Linked DNA regions of Homo sapiens: regions 2, 3, 4, 5 and 6 are each linked to region 1. The links are chromatin contacts, found by Hi-C or POLR2A ChIA-PET in ENCODE. All regions are on one chromosome and are shown on one strand. Each heading gives the region's core, a stretch centred on a gene start or an enhancer-like site at or near the end of the contact. The rest is flanking DNA. Distances are from core to core; before and after follow the strand shown. Region 1 holds the start of ZNF626 (zinc finger protein 626). Region 2 holds the start of ZNF429 (zinc finger protein 429). Region 3 holds the start of ZNF253 (zinc finger protein 253). Region 4 holds the start of ZNF738 (zinc finger protein 738). Region 5 holds the start of ZNF682 (zinc finger protein 682). Region 6 holds the start of ZNF90 (zinc finger protein 90).

Region 1 (2,521 bases), core at 16-2,515:
GTCACTAGGTTCAAGCTTTAATGTCCACATCAGTTATTCACTTGGTTTTTGAAACTAAGTGTTAGAAACTCCAGTGAAATTACTCACAATGTTTACATAAAGGAATTTTTAAGATGCTTACTTTTTTTTTCTTTTTTTTGAGCCGGAGTCTCGCTTTGTCACGCAGGCTGGAGCGCGATGATTGGATCTCAGCTCACTGCAACTTCCGCCTCCCGGGTTCAAGCAATTCTCGTGCCTCAGCCTCCCAAGTGGCTGGTACTACAGGCACGTGCCAACACGCCGATAGTTTTCGTATTTTTAGTAGAGACGGGTTTCACCACGTTGGCCAGGCTGGTCTAGAACTCCTGACCACGTGATCCACCTGCCTCGGCCTCCGAAGTGCTGGGATTACAGGCTTGAGCCACCGCGCCCAGCAAGAAAGGGGTTTTGAACCCTAATGCAGTTCCTGTTTTTGTTTCCATCCCCTATTGGCTGGGATCAGACCGCACAATCTAAGCTGATCCTGGTAAGCTTAGACCCAAACTTTTTCCAAATAAAGTAAATGCGCGATTTGCGAGAAAAGGAAAAGGGGGTAGAAGAAGAGGTAGGGTTGATTTACAACTTTTACAACTTATGACCAGAAAGTTGAGTCATTTAAAAGGAACTTAGTTGTCCTAACACCTCTTTACCTCAAGTGATCCGCCCGCCTCGGCCTCCCAAAACGTTGGGATTACAGGCGTGAGCCACAGCGTCCGGCCCCATACATTTTTAATAGGAGAAAAGAGAAACTGTAAACCCAAAGGAACAAAGCTCTTCCCATTCATGAACCCGCACCCCGAGTCAGGATTCTCCCCTGCCCACCCTCCCCTGGTCCCTGCACAATCTGGGAGAGACGCCACGCTGCGGGTGCAGAGCTGCCCAGAGAGGGCTCCAGGCCAGGGTAGTCACCGCGCAGTGAAGAGACAAGACGCCCGGGTGCCGGCTGTCAGCGCAGCTGCCATTTTATGGCTGAACAGGACTGAGGCCGAGCTGAGCAAGGAGAACTGGGGGAGCAGACTGTGGAGCTGACTGCGGGGAGGCCTGAGTCCCGCCACAGCCACTTTTCACCGGTTCCAACCAGTCCCTCTCCTCTCTCGGGATGTCGGACCCTCACTCTCACCATTTTTGGCTTCCAGGAGGTCCCGGTGTCTTAGCTGTGGATCTCCCAATACCTGCAGGACACGGGGCCACACAGCCTGGGCCTTTAGGAGAAGAACCAGACCTGGAGCTCTGACTGCAGCGAGAGACAAAGGCCGCACCAAACCCGGAAACCGTCCTCTTCGCTCCAGCTGCGTTCCTGATTGGATGGTTTCCAGCCCACCATCCCTGATTGGATAATGCTTAAGGCCCCGCCCCCTGAGGCCCTGAGTGACAGTAGATGTGATCAGACGCTGAGCTGAGTGAAGAAAGAGTGACAGCCTAAGCTGCAGCCTTTTCAGGCAGGGCTTCCTTCCTGAGCTGAGCCAGGCCCACCCCAGAGCATGGGAGAATTCTATCTTTTCTTTACTCTCTCTCTTTTTGAATGTATTCAAAAGGTGAACAGAAGTATTTTGCTCTCATATTAATAATACATAAAATTTTTGTTCAAGAGAAAATCAACTTTTACTTTGGCAATAATGTATTATCAATACTAAAGGTAATTTTGATAAAACCTTATAAAAAATCAAATTTGTCATTTTTGACCTCTCGAGATTTACATACATATTTTGTAATCTAATGTAATTTTTTAACTTTTTATATTTTATTTTTATCTACATTCTTTTTATTTTTTCAATTTGAAACAACCTTTAAGTAATTTCAAACTGTTACAAGAGACAAAGAAATCATTTAGGGCCAGTCCGCTGGTGCACGCTTGTAATCCAAGCACTTTGGGAGGCCAAAGTGGGTGGATCACTTCAGGTCAGGAGTTCAAGACCAGCCTGGCCAACATGTTGAATCTCATCTCTAGTAAAAACACAAAAAATTAGCCAGGTGTGGTGGTACACACCTGTAGTCCCAGGTGCTACGGCGGCTGAAGCAGGGGAATCGCTTGAACCCAGGAGGCGGAGGTTGTGTAACGGCCTAAGGGCTTCATCTTGCCTAGACAGAGATGATTCATCAAGACAGGGGAATTTGTGGAGGAAAAGTTAAATATTAAATTTGAACTCAGTTGAACATGGACACAAACAATGGTCACCAAGTCCTGGAACAGGTTATGTGAGCCCCTTGAGGCATTCACCTGCCGACCTTCCCCTGGTCCCTGCACAATCTGGGAGAGACGCCATGCTGCAGGTGCAGAGCTGCCCAAAGTGGGCTCCAGGCCAGGGCACAGTCACAGCGCAGTGAAGAGGCAGGACTTCTGGGGGCCTGGCTGTCAGCGCAGCTGCCATCTTCTGGCTGAATGGGACTGAGGCCAAGCTGGGCAAAGAGAACTGGGCACAGATTGTTTTGGAGAAATCTCTATTTTAATCTATTCCTATACGTTAGTTATTGAAAAACAATAGCCAATCGCAAAAAAAACAAG
Region 2 (2,521 bases), core at 10-2,509, 840 kb after region 1:
ACATAGAGTTTTCTTCTCCTGTCTCCTGTGGCCCCAGAATTTTTTGTTCACTGTCTGATCTCTGGATGAAAGGTGGACAACAGGTGGCAAAGAGTGGTCTACCTGTGGTTATTTTATTTGTGCTGCCCTCTGCCCTTGCTATGGCCACTATCTATCGCACCCTCAGAACCGAAGATAGATGTTAGTAGAGAGAGGCTGTCTCCTCACCTCTGGCAGAAAAGGGATGTTCAGGGCCTCCACCCACCTGACATCAGAGCTGCACTTCAACGTGGTGGCTGTTGGCCATGTGTGGCTCCTGGGTGCCTGGAATGTGCCTGGTCTGAACTGCAATTTGCTAGAAAAGTAAAATACAGAGTTGGTTTCGAAGATTTAGTTCCAAAAATATATATAGTGCCTTAATAATTACATATTGCTGTGACCCCAGAAAATCTGAGACATCAGTTAATTTAGAAAGTTTATTTTGCCAAGGTTGAGAACACGCCTATGACATAGTTTCAGGAAGTCTTGAGGACACCTGCCCAAGGTGGTCAGGGAACATATTGGTTTTATACATTTTAGGGAGACATGAGACATCAATCAATATATGTAAGAAGTACATTGGTTCAGTCTGAAAAGGTGGGACAACTTGAAGCAAAGGCAGGAAGACACGAAGCTGGAGGGAGCTTCCAGGTCACAGATAGGTGGACTCAAATTCTTTTGAGTTTCTGATTGGCCTTTAGTTCCCAGCTTGAGTTTTCCTTAGTAATTTTGGGGGCCCAAGATATTTTCCTTTCACATTGCTCACATATTAAAATTATAATACTTTAAACATATTGGGTTAGTTACATTATTACAATCAATTCCACGTGTTTCATGTTTCTTTTTAAAGTTTGGCTACTGGAAAATTAAAAATTCACATGTGGCTCACATTTTATTTCAGAGGACTGCCTCCTTTTTAAAATCTCAGGCTGCCTGCTCAAAGGACCAGAAGCTAGGAAGGTGATAAAAGCTAAAATTTAAAAGTAATTGTTATTATATTCTTTTCATTTGTGACTAGCCATATAGTATATTTATAAATGCATATGACCTTACACACAAGGTTCAATGCAAACACCCTCTAGGGTGGGCCTGGCTCAGCTCGGAGGAAAGCCTGCCTGAAAAGGCTGCAGCTAGGCTGTCACGCTTCATTCTGCCCAGCAACTGATCACCCTCTGTCACTCAGGGCCTGAGAGGGCGGGTCTTAAACATTATCCAATCAGGCACGCAGCTGGAGCGACAGGACGGTTTCCGGAATATGGCGGGGCGTTTGGCTCTTGCTGCAGCCAGAGCTCCAGGTCTCGTCTTCATTTCTGTGTCCTTTGTTCTTAGAGGCCCAGCCTGTGTGGCCCTGTGACCCGCAGATATTGGGAGATACACAGCTAAGACTCCAGGACCCCCTGGAAGCCTAGAAATGGTGAGAGTGCCGAGTCTGACATCCCCAGAGAGGGGGAGGGGCTGGTCGGAACCGTGAGAAGTGGCCGTGGCGGACTTAGGTCTCCCGGCAGTCAGCTCCACAATCTGCGCCCGGAATTCTCCTTGCCCAGCTCGGCTTCAGTCCCCTTCAGCCATAAGATGGCGACTGTGCTGACAGCCGGGCCCCGGGCGTCCTGTCTTCCCTCCGCAGTGACTGTGCCTGACGTGTAGCCCTGTCTGGGGAGCTCTGCACGCGCAATTCCGCAGTCTCTCCCAGATTGTGCAAGAACCATGGGAGGGGCGTCAGGTGAGAATAGTGACTCGGGATGCGGGTTCATGAGCGGGAAGAGCTTTGGTCCGTGGGGTTCCCAGTTCCCATTCTCTCCTATTAAAAATCTATGGGAGTGGCCGGGCGCGGTGGCTTATGCCTGTAATCCCAGCAGTTTGCTGGGAGGCGGGCAGATCACTGAGGTCCGGCATTCGAGAACAGCCTGGCCAACATGGTGAAACCCCCTCTCTGCTAAAAATACAAAAATTAGCCGGATGTGGTGGCAGGCATCTGTAATCCCAGCTATGTGGGAGGCTGAGGCACGAGAATCGCTTAAACCCAGGAGACCAAGATTGTGCCATTGCACTCCAGGCTGGTTGACACAATGAGACTATCTCAAACAAAAAAAAAAAAAAAAAAGGGGAGTCACTGCAAAATATTAAAGAATTTAATTAAAGAGTGGTTCTAAAATTGTAAAGCACCCAGCTGTGGGATGTAGTTTGTGGTCCTTTGGAGGAGCTTGAAGGAAAGACTTTGCGCATGGTACAAAAACGCAAATTCAGTTATTGGTTAGGTAGGGTTACGTAGTTTCTTAATTTCCATCTTCAGCTTACAAAATTTCCTGGTTATGTAATCAGAGCTTAATTCCAGTTAATAGTTAACCCTGTATTTGTTTTCCCCAGTGTAGTAATTTACAAAAAAAAAAGCATTTGAGTTAGTTTTTTGTTTTTTTTTTTTTTTTTTTGAGATGGAGTTTCCCTCTTCTTGCCCAATCTGGACTGCAGTGGCGCGATCTCGGCTCACTGCACCTTCCGCCTCCGT
Region 3 (2,521 bases), core at 9-2,508, 800 kb before region 1:
AATTATATATGTAAATCTCGAGAGGTCAAAAATGACAAATTTTGTTTATTTACAAGGTTTTATTTATGTATTTATTCATTTTTGGAGACGCAGTCTCACTTTGTCACCCAGGCTTGAGTGCAGTGGTGCGATCTTGGCTCACCGCAACCTCTGCCTCCTGGGTTCAAGCCATTCTCCTGCCTCAGCCTCCTGAGTAGCTGGGACCACAGGTGCATGCCACCACGCCCGGGTAATTTTTTGTATTTTTAGTAGAGACAGAGTTTCACCGTGTTAGCCAGGATGGTCTCGATTTCCTGACCCAGTGATCTGCCCTCCTCAGCCTCCCAAAGTACTGGGATTACAGGCCTGAGCCACCGCACCTGGCTTTACAAGGTCTTATTAAAATTAGCTTTAGTATTGATAATACACTATTACCAAAGTAAAAGTTGACTTTCTCTTGAACAAACATTTCATGTATTATTAATATGACAGCAAAGTACTTCTGTTCACCTTTTGAATACATTCAAAAAGAGAGAGAATATGAGATAGAATTTTCCCATGCTCTGGGATGGGATGCTCAGCTCAGGGAGGAAGCCGTTTGAAAAGGCTCCAGCTAGGCTAGGCGCGGTGGCTCACGCTTGTAATCCCAGCACTTTGGGAGGCCGAGGCGGGCGGATCACCTGAGATCGGGAGCTCGAGACCAGCCTGACCAACACGGAGAAACCCTGTCTCTACTAAAAGTACAAAAAATTAGACGGGCGTGGTGAGGCATGCCTGTAATCCCAGCTACATGGGAGGCTGAGGTAGGAGAATCGCTTGAACCCGGGAGGTGCAGGTTGCGGTGAGCCAACATCGTGCCATTGCACTCTAGCCTGGGCAACAAGAGGGAAACTCCGTCTCGGTGGGGGGAAAAAAGAAAGAAAAGAAAGAAAGAAAGAAAGAAAGAAAAAGAAAGAAAGAAAGAAAGGAAAGAAAGAAAGAAAGAAAGAAAGAAAGAAAGAAAGAAAGAAAGAAAGAAAGAAAGAAAGAAAGAAAGAAAGAAAGAAAGAAAGAAAGAAAGAAAGAAAGAAAGAAAGAAAAGGCTGCAGCCTAGGCTGTCACTCTTTCTTCACTCAGCCCAGTATCTGATCACATCTGTCACTCAGCGGCTGGGGAGGCGGGGCCTTAGGCATTATCCAATGAGGGACGCTGGGCCGGAAACCGTCCAATCAGGCACGCAGCTGGAGCGAACCACATGGTTTCTGGGGGCCTTTGTTTCTCGCTGCAGCGGGAGCTCCAGGTTTATCCTCAGTGTTCTGTGTCCTGTGCTTATAGAGGCCCGTCCTCTGTGGCCGTGTGACCTGCAAGTATTGGGAGAGCCACAGCTAAACCCCGGGACCCCTGGAAGCCTAGAAATGGTGAGTGCCGGGTCCAACGTCCCGAGAGAGGGGAGAGGCTGTTTGGAACGGTGGGAAGTGGCTCTGGCGGGACTCTGCTTCCTCACAGTCAGCTCCACAATCTGCCGCCGGAGTTCTCCCTGCCCAGCTCGGCCTCAGTCCCCTTCAGCCATAAGATGGCGGCTGCGGTGACATCCGGGGCCCGGCACAGTGATTGTGCCCTGGCCTGGAGCCCTCTTTCAGCAGCTCTGCACCCGCAGCACCGCGTCTCTCCCAGATCATGCAAGGACCACGGGAGGGTCGTCAGGGGAGAATCCTGACTCGGTTCCCTGCGGGTTCATGAATGGGAAGAGCTTTGGTCCGTGAGGTTGTTAGAAACAAGCGCTTGGTGCCGCAAAACAACACAAAACAAAAAACTACCCAGCACTTAGAAAATTTCACAGGAAGGCATATTTACTTCTGAAGAAGAGTGCTGCTCGCGTCCGACCTGATCGCAAGAGCACACAGAAGAAAGGAAGGAAGGTTTTTTTTTTTTTTGAGGCGGAGTTTTGCTCTTGTGGCCCAGGCTAAAGTACAATGGCGCGATCTCGGCTCACTGCAACCTCCGTCTCCCGGGTTCAAGTGATTCTCCTGCCTCAGCCTCCCGAGTAGCTGGGGTTACAGGCATGCGTCACCACACCCGGCTGATTTTGTATTTTTAGTAGACATGCCGTTTCACCATGTTGGTCAGGCTGGTTTTGAACTCCCGAACTCAGTTGATCCGCCCGCCTCGGCCTCCCAGTTTGAAAGGGGTTTTTAACCCTAAACGCCGTTATTGCCTCTGTGTCCTTCCCCCATTGGCCGGGGTCTGACCTCACAATCTAGGCTGACCCGATTGGCTACTTTCCAAATAAGGAAGGGGTTCGGGTCGCAGATTGGAACAGGCGGTTTGGGTTGTTTACGGAGCGGGTGTCTAGGTACAAAGAGGTACAAAAAAGTTGGTCCTAAGAACAAGGAACAAGAAAGTTAGGCCCTTGAAGAGGAATCTATTATATCTGTCAGGGTTCACAGTTTCCCTTTTCTCCTATTAAAAATTTATGGGGCCGGGCGCGGTGGCTCACGCCTGTAATAACAACACTTCAGGAGGTCGAGGTGGATGGATCACTTGAGGTCAGGAGTTGAAGACC
Region 4 (2,521 bases), core at 10-2,509, 700 kb after region 1:
TGCTAGAAAGGTAAAACACAGAGTTATTTTCAAAAATTTAGTTGCAAATATTTATATACTTCATTAATAATTACATATTCCTCACACATTAAAATGATATTTTGTATATATTAGGTTAATTACATTGTTACAATCAATTCAACCTGTTCCTTGTTATTGTTGTTGTTGTTGTTGCTGTTGTTGCAGTCTGTCACTAGGCTGGAGTGCAGTGGCGCAATCTCGGCTCACTGCAACCTCTGCCTCCCGGGTTCAAGCGATTCTCCTGCCTCAGCCTCCCCAGTAGCTGGGATTACAGGCATGCGCCACCACGCCTGGCTAATTTTTATATTTTTTTCAGTAGAGACAGGGTTTAGCCATATTGCCAGGAGGGTCTCAATCACTTGATCTCGTGATCCACCAGCCTCGGCCTCCCAAAGTGCTGGGATTACAGGCGTGAGCCACTGCGCGTGGCCTCTTGTTTCTTTATATTTTTCACCCCCCAAAACGGAGTCTCGCTCTGTCCGCCCAGGCTGGAGTGCAGTGGCGCGATCTCTGCTCACTGCAACCTCCTCCGCCTCCCGGGTTCAAGCAATTCTCCTGCCTCAGCCTCCTGCGTAGCTGGGATTACAGATGTCCACCACCACGCCCGGCTAATTTTTGTATTTTTAGTAGAGACGTGGTTTCACCATGTTAGCCAGGCTGGTCTCAAACTCCTGACCTCTTGATCTGCCCGCCTTGTACTCCTAAAGTCCTAGGATTACAGGCGTGAGCCACCATGCCTGGCCCCTTGTTTCTTTTTAATTTTCTAGTTTGGCTACCAGAAAATTCAAAATTCACGTGGCTCACATTTTATTTCAGAGGATTACCTCCTTTTTAAAATCTCAGGCTGCCTGCTCAAAGGACCGTAAGCCAGGAAAGTAAAAAAACCCTGAAATTTTAAAACATTTGTTATTATATCCTTTTCATTTATGTATAGCCATATGATATAGTATTTACAAATGCATATGACCTTATACGCAAGGTTGAATGCAAATACCCTTTGGGGTGGGCCTATCTCAGCTCAAGGAGGAAGCCCTGCCTGAAAAGGCTGCAGCCTAGGCGGTCACTCTTTCTTCATTCAGCCCAGCATCTAATTACATCTTCTGTCAGTCAGGGCCTGAGAGGGTGGGGTTTTAAACGTTATCCAATCAGCGACGCTGGGCTGGGAACTGTCCAATCAGGCACGCAGCTTGAGCGGAGAGGACGGCTTCCGGGATGTGGCGGGATTTGTCCGCTTCTTTGTCTTTGGCTGCCGCTGGAACTCCGGGTCTCGTCTTCACTGCTCTGTGTCCTCTGCTCCTAGAGGCCCAGCCTCTGGTCCTGTGACCTGCAGGTATTGGGAATCCACAGCTAAGACGCCGGGACACCCTGGAAGCCTAGAAATGGTGAGAGTGCGGGGTCCAACATCCCGAGAGAGGGGAAGGGCTGGTTGGAACCGGTGGGAAGTGGCTGTGGCGAGACTCAGGCCTCCCCGCAGTCAGCTCTACAATCTGCGCCCCGAGTTCTCCTTGCCCAGCTCGGCCTCAGTCGCCTTCAGCCATAAGATGGCGGTTGCGCCGACAGCCCGGCCCCCGGGCGTCCTGTCTCTTCCCTGCATAGTGACTGTGCCCTTGCCTGGAGCCCTCTCTGGGGAATCTCTGCACCCGCAGCGCCGCTTCTCTACCGGATTGTGCAGGGACCGTGGGAGGGTCGTCAGGGGAGAATCCTGACTTGGGGTGCGGGTTCATGAATGGGAAGAGGTTTGTTCCGTGGGGTTCCCAGTTCCTATTATCTCCTATTAAAAGTTAATGGGAGTCACTGCAAAAATATTAAAAGAATTTAATCAAAGAGTGGTTCTAGGCTGGGCGCGGTGGCTCACGCCTGTAATCCCAGCACTTTGGAAGGCCGAGGTGGGCGGATCAGAGGTCAGGAGATCAAGACCATCCTGGCTAACACGGTGAAACCCCGTCTCTACTAAAAATACAAAAAATGAGCCGGGCGTGGTGGCGGGCGCCTGTAGTCCCAGCTACTCAGGAGGCTGAGGCAGGAGAATGGCGTGAACCCAGGAGGCAGAGCTTGCAGTGAGCCGAGATCGTGCCACTGCACTCCAGCCTGGGCGACAGAGCGAGACTCTTGTCTCAAAAAAAAAATTAACTTATTAAATAATTTAATCAAAAAGTGGTTCTAGAATTGTAGAGCACCAAGCTGTGGTTTTTAGTTTGTGGTCTATGGGAGAGGCTTGAAAGAAAGTCTTTTGTAAAATGCATGATGAAGAAAACCAAATTTAGTAATTGGTTAGGTACAGTTACGTGGTTTTTTAATTTGTACATTAAAGGTGAAAATTTCCTGGTTATGTAATCGGAGCTCAATTGGCAGTTTATAGTAGGTGAAGCCTCAATTTTGTTTCTCTGAATTTAGTAATTAAAAATAATGCGCCTGAGTTAGATTTTTTAAATTGAAGTAGGAACCCAGGGACTAGAGAAACCTCAGTCTAATTGCCTGCCACTTAATTATTTTCACACTC
Region 5 (2,521 bases), core at 14-2,513, 620 kb before region 1:
GATTATTCTCTGCTTTCATCTCCTGTAAAATGTTTGCAAATGAAAAACAATTCTTTTTCTAAAAAGTGCCATCCGCTGCTCTTTGAAATAATGATCAATCAAAATACTGTGTCTGAAATGTACAAAAAAGGACTAATAGTTGATAATGTTGTGAATTAGAGAGGGGAAGTTGGTGTTGAAGAATGTCAGGAAAGAACTGAAAATTTAAAATTCAACTGCAAGTCAGAGTTAGGCTGGGGCAACAGAGTGGTAGCTTTGAGATTCTGTTTGTCACACATTTGGAAAATCCAAGAGAAAACCACTTCTGTGGAGTGTTAAATAAATAGCAGGCAGTTAGACTGAGGTGGCTCTAGTACCCTGAGTTCCTACATTAAAAAAAAAAAAAATCAAAGGCAAATACATTTCTTGTAAATTGCTACCTTAGGGGGAAACAAAATTCAGATTTTTCAGATTTAAGCAACCACAAACCTTCAATTAACTTCTGATTACATAACCAGGCAATGACAACCTGAATAGTCTAAATAAGATGACTACATAACTGGAACGAGTCAGTTACTGAATTCGGTTTGCTTCATCCTGCACTTTATAAAAAACTTTCCTTCAAGCTCTTCGGCTGGACCCCCAACCACAAACCGTGGCTGGGTGCTCTCTGAGCATAAATCACTGTTAACTTCAATAAGTTTTCAACATTTTAAAGGTGACTCCCATAGTTTTTAAACAGGAGAAGGAAAAGACTGAGGACCCCCGGGATCACAGCACTTCCCACGCACAAACCACACACGGGGTCTGGACTCTGCCCTGAGGACGCTTCCATTGTCCCCGCAGTCGGGGCAGACGCAAGAACGCGCGCGGCTCTTCCCAGGGTGGGCTCCGGGCGGGAAGCGGGAGAACGGAACGGGATGCCCGCCCAGGGTCCCGGCTGCTGGCCCACCTCGCATCCTGTGCCCGGAGGTGATCGACGGCCGAGCTGTGCCTGCCGGGGACTCCAGTCCGCAGACTCCGGAGCTGACAGCTGGGAGGCCCCAGTCCCGTCACTGCCGGTTCCGGCCGGTTTCAACCAGCCCTGCCCCCACCTCGGGATGCGCGGCCTGGCACACTCACCATTTTTCGGCTTCCGGGATGTCGTGGAGTCTTAGCTCTGGATCTCACAGCATCTGCAAGTCAGAGGGCAACAGAGGCTGCGACAGTCACCGGGAACTACTAGAGCAGAGGATACTAAGCAATGAAGATGGACCCTGAGCTCTGGCTGGAGCGAGACAAAGGCCCCGCCAGCTCCAGGACACCGCCCCCTCTACCTTGGCTGCGCACCTGATTGGACAGTTCCCACTCTAGCGCCCATGATTGGATACAGTTCCATGCCCCGCCCCCTCAGGTCATGAGTGACAGGAGGCGTGATCTGAGAATGTGTTGAATAAGGCAAGAGTTACAGGTTTTTCCTGAACCCTTTTCTGGCGCGCTTCCTTCCTGAATTGGAAACTGGCCCTTCCTGGGGAACATTTGCATTTAACTTTGTATATAAAGTTATCTTTATTTGTGAATAGTATACATATGTTATTCACAAATGGAAACAATATAATGACAATTATTTTAAAATCTCAGATTTCATCATTTTCCTAGCCTCCAGTCTTTTGAGCAGGCAGCCTAAGATGTCGCAAGGGAGGCAATTCTCTAAGAAATAAACTGTGAAGCACATATGAATTTTACATTTTCTAGTAGCCACATTTTAAAAAAGAAACCAGGCGTGGTAGCCTGTGCCTGTAGTTCTAGCAACTAGGGAGGCTGAGGCGGGAGCATCACTTGAGGCCAGGAGTTTTAAGACCAGCCCGGGCAACATAGCGATGATCCCATCTCTACAAAAAATAATTAAAAATTTAGCCAAGTCTGGTGGTGCACGCCTGCAGTCCTAGCTACTCAGAAGGCTGAGGCGGGAGGATCACTTGACCCTGGGAGACCAAGACTGCAGTGAGCCACGATCACACCATTGCACTACAGCCGGGGTGACAGAGTGAAACCAAGTTTAAAAAAAAAAAGATCTCTGAAGAAGGCATTTTCTCTTTCTGCAATTTAGCCAAGCAGCTGAGTATGTCTTGAAGTCATCTTCTAATTTTTAACAGGGCAAGGATGTTTTCTAAAACCCCAGTCTCCAGAGTTGCCATGGGGCAAATCCCGGCAGCATACATGAAAATCACTCACAGCTAATGCATTCTTCATCAGATCCAGTGCTTCTTACCCCTGGCAAATAAAAATCACCTGCGGGGTTGGGAGCGGTGGTTCACGCCTATAATCTCAGCATTTTGGGAGGCCGAGACGGGCGTATCACCTGAGGTCAGGAGTTCGAGACCAGCCTGGCCAACATGGTGAAACCCCCATCTCTACTAAAAATACAAAAATTAGCCGGGCATGGTGGCACACGCCTGTAATCCCAGCTACTCGGGAGGCTGAGGCAGGAGAATGGCTTGAACGTGGGAGGCGGAGGTTGCAGTGAGTCGAGATCGCGCCATTGCAGAGTGAGACTTCGTGG
Region 6 (2,521 bases), core at 16-2,515, 580 kb before region 1:
AGGTTCACACCATTCTCCTGCCTCAGCTTCCCGACTAGCTGGGACTACAGGCGCCTGCCACCAGGCCTGGCTAATTTTTTGTATTTCTAGTAGAGACGGGGTTTCAGCGTGTTAGCCAGCATGGTCTTGATCTCCTGACCTCGTGACCCGCCCGCCTCAGCCTCCCAAAGTGCTGAGATTACAGGCGTGAGCCACCGCGCCCGGCCTTGTCTATTGTTTTTCAATAACGAATGTATAGGAATAGATTGAATAGATTGACATAGAGATTTCTCTAAAATAGCACTGGATGAACGCCTCAAGGGGCTCACACAACCTCTTCCAGGACTTGGTGACCATTGTTTGTGTCCACGTTCAATTGAGTTCAAATTAAATATTTAACTTTTCCTCCACAAATTCCCCTGTCTTGATGAATTGGTTTTGTCTGGGCAAAGGGCAAGGTAAACTCCTTGGGCGGTTACACAACCTCCACCTCCTAGGTTCAAGAGATTCTCCTGCCTCAGCCTTCGGTGTAGCTGGGACTACAGGTGTGCACCAGCACGCCCAGGTAAGGTTTTGTATTTTTAGTAGAAATGGGGTTTCACCGTGTTGGCCAGGGTGGTCTTGAACTCCTGACCTCAAGTGATTCGCCCTCTTTGGCTTCCCAAAGTGCTGGAATTACAGGCGTGAGCCACCGCGCCTGGCCCTAAATGATTTCCTTTCTGTCTCCTATAACAGTTTGAAATTACTTAAAAGTTGTTTCAAATTGAAAAAATAAAAAGAATGTAGATAAAAATAAAATATAAAAAGTTAAAAAAATTACATTAGATTACAAAATATATATGATGTATATGTAAGTCTCGAGAGGTCAAAAATGACAAATTTGATTTACTTACAAGGTTTTATTAAAATTAGCTTTCGTATTGATAATACACTATTACCAAAGTAAAAGTTTTCTCTTGAACAAAAATTTTTTGTATTATTAATATGACAGCCAAATACTTCTGTTCACCTTTTGAATACATTCAAAAAGAGAAAGAGTAAAAAAGAATTTTCCCATGCTCTCCGGTGGGCCTGGCTCAGCTCAAGGAGGAAGCCCGGCCTGAAAAGGCTGCAGCTGAGGCTGTGACTCTTTCTTCACTCAGCCCAGCATGTGATCACATCTTCTGTCACTCAGGGACTGAGGAGGCGGGGCCTTAAGCATTATCCAATCAGGGACGCTGGGTTGGAAACCGTCCAATCATGCAGGCAGCTGGAGCGAAGAGGAAGGCTTTCGGGTTTGGCGCGGCCATTTGTCTCTTGCTGCAGCTGGTGCTCCAAATCTGGTCTTAGCTGCTTCGTGTCTTCTTCTCCAGCCTCTGTGGCCCTGTGACCTGCAGGTATTGGGAGATCCACAGCTGAGGGACCCCCGGAAGCCTAGAAATGGTGAGAGTGCCTTTCCAGCATTCCGAGAGAGGGGAGGGACTGGTTGGAACCGATGGGAAGTGGCTGTGGCGGGACTTAGGCCTCCCCGCAGTCAGCTCCACAATCTGCGACCGACTTCTCCTTGCCCAGTTCGGCCTCAGTCCCCTTCAGCCATAAGATGGCAACAGCGCCGACAGCCGGGCCCCGCGGCGTCCTGTCTCTTCCCTGCCCTGGCCTGGAGCCCTCTCTGGGCAGCTCTGCACCCACAGCGCTGCGTCTCTCCCAGATTGTGCAGGGAGCACGGGAGGGTTCTCGGGGGAGAATCCTGACTCGGGGTGCAGGTTCATGAATGGGAAGAGCTTTGGTCCATGGGGTTGACAGTTTCTCTTTTCTCCTATTAAAAACTTATGGGGCCGGTCGCTGTGGTTCATGCCTGTAATCCCAGCATTTTGGGAGGTCGAGGCGAGCGGATCACTTGAGGTAAAGGGTTGTTAGTACAACGTAGTTCTTCTTCAAAGACGCAACTTCCTGGTCATAAGTTGGAAAAGTTGTAAATCACCCCTACCCCTTCTTCTCCCTTCTCCTTTTCTCACAAATCGCGCATTACCCGATTTGGAAAAAGCTTGAGTGTAAGCCAACCGGGATCAGCTTAGATTGTGCGGTCTGACCCCAGCCAATGGAGGGAAAACAAAAACAGAACTGCATTAGGGCTAATAACCCCTTCCCGGCCAGGCGCGGTGGCTCCTGCCTGTAATTTCAGCACTTTGGGGCGCCGAGGCGGGCGGATCACGTGGTCAAATTTCTAGACCAGCCTATCCAACGTGGTGAAACCTCTCTCTACTAAAAATACAAAAATTAGCCTGGAGTGGTGCCAAGCGCCTGTAATCCCAGCAACTTGGGAGGCTGAGGCCCGAGAATTGCTTGAACTCGGGAGGCAGAGGTTGCAGTGAGCTGAGATCCCTCCATCGCGCTCCAGCATGCGCGACAGAGGGAGAGTCCTCAAAAAAAAAAAAAAAAAAAAAAGTAAGCATCTTAAAATTTCCATCCTTTATGTAAACACTGTGTTTTAGTAACTTCACTGTATTTTCCAACACTTAGTTTCAAAAACCCAGTGAATAACTCTGGCATGGAAATTAAAGCT

What was found. Hi-C counts contacts between places; a loop is a spot of excess contacts on that map. ChIA-PET counts read pairs that join two places held with the same protein, here RNA polymerase II (POLR2A). Pooled maps may share reads with other maps.
Region 2: a map of gastrocnemius medialis shows a loop between it and region 1 (4-fold over the local background). The contact joins the promoter of ZNF429 here to the promoter of ZNF626 in region 1. A Hi-C loop is called at or near these places in 3 of 168 maps with a recorded cell type or tissue (ascending aorta, gastrocnemius medialis and naive thymus-derived CD4-positive, alpha-beta T cell), 1 of 37 single-sample maps with no recorded cell type and 10 of 50 pooled maps. POLR2A ChIA-PET finds 5 or more read pairs at or near these places in 9 of 52 experiments (CD4-positive, alpha-beta T cell, CD4-positive, alpha-beta memory T cell, activated B cell and 6 more).
Region 3: a loop to region 1 is called in a pooled map, with 7 times the contacts of the local background. The contact joins the promoter of ZNF253 here to the promoter of ZNF626 in region 1. A Hi-C loop is called at or near these places in 7 of 50 pooled maps. POLR2A ChIA-PET finds 5 or more read pairs at or near these places in 5 of 52 experiments (CD4-positive, alpha-beta T cell, OCI-LY7, activated CD4-positive, alpha-beta memory T cell and 2 more).
Region 4: a pooled map shows a loop between it and region 1 (10-fold over the local background). The contact joins the promoter of ZNF738 here to the promoter of ZNF626 in region 1. A Hi-C loop is called at or near these places in 6 of 50 pooled maps. POLR2A ChIA-PET finds 5 or more read pairs at or near these places in 3 of 52 experiments (WTC11 and naive thymus-derived CD4-positive, alpha-beta T cell).
Region 5: a loop to region 1 is called in a pooled map, with 9 times the contacts of the local background. The contact joins the promoter of ZNF682 here to the promoter of ZNF626 in region 1. A Hi-C loop is called at or near these places in 8 of 50 pooled maps. POLR2A ChIA-PET finds 5 or more read pairs at or near these places in 4 of 52 experiments (AG04450, CD4-positive, alpha-beta T cell, activated B cell and 1 more).
Region 6: a pooled map shows a loop between it and region 1 (10-fold over the local background). The contact joins the promoter of ZNF90 here to the promoter of ZNF626 in region 1. A Hi-C loop is called at or near these places in 6 of 50 pooled maps. POLR2A ChIA-PET finds 5 or more read pairs at or near these places in 3 of 52 experiments (WTC11, activated CD4-positive, alpha-beta memory T cell and activated naive CD4-positive, alpha-beta T cell).

Annotation. Positions count from the first base shown.
Region 1 is chr19:20,660,306-20,662,826 of GRCh38, forward strand. ZNF626 (zinc finger protein 626) reads right to left here and starts at 1,266. Exons shown (of 4, transcript NM_001076675.3): 1 at 1,139-1,266. The coding sequence starts at 1,141. RefSeq lists a silencer at 1,391-1,460.
Region 2 is chr19:21,504,343-21,506,863 of GRCh38, forward strand. ZNF429 (zinc finger protein 429) reads left to right here and starts at 1,260. Exons shown (of 4, transcript NM_001001415.4): 1 at 1,260-1,432. The coding sequence starts at 1,430. RefSeq lists enhancers at 1,041-1,643, 1,259-1,578, 1,589-1,948, 1,644-2,245.
Region 3 is chr19:19,864,624-19,867,144 of GRCh38, forward strand. ZNF253 (zinc finger protein 253) reads left to right here and starts at 1,259. Exons shown (of 4, transcript NM_021047.3): 1 at 1,259-1,376. The coding sequence starts at 1,374. It overlaps LOC124904664 (a long non-coding RNA gene), which reads right to left. Exons shown (of 4, transcript XR_007067169.1): 1 at 1,813-2,521. RefSeq lists an enhancer at 1,290-1,719.
Region 4 is chr19:21,357,741-21,360,261 of GRCh38, forward strand. ZNF738 (zinc finger protein 738) reads left to right here and starts at 1,260. Exons shown (of 5, transcript NM_001355237.2): 1 at 1,260-1,403. The coding sequence starts at 1,401. RefSeq lists enhancers at 1-530, 1,322-1,621.
Region 5 is chr19:20,038,242-20,040,762 of GRCh38, forward strand. ZNF682 (zinc finger protein 682) reads right to left here and starts at 1,264. Exons shown (of 4, transcript NM_033196.3): 1 at 1,102-1,264. The coding sequence starts at 1,104. RefSeq lists an enhancer at 1,034-1,610.
Region 6 is chr19:20,076,735-20,079,255 of GRCh38, forward strand. It overlaps ZNF90 (zinc finger protein 90), which reads left to right and starts at 1,266. Exons shown (of 4, transcript NM_007138.2): 1 at 1,266-1,401. The coding sequence starts at 1,399. RefSeq lists an enhancer at 1,209-1,688.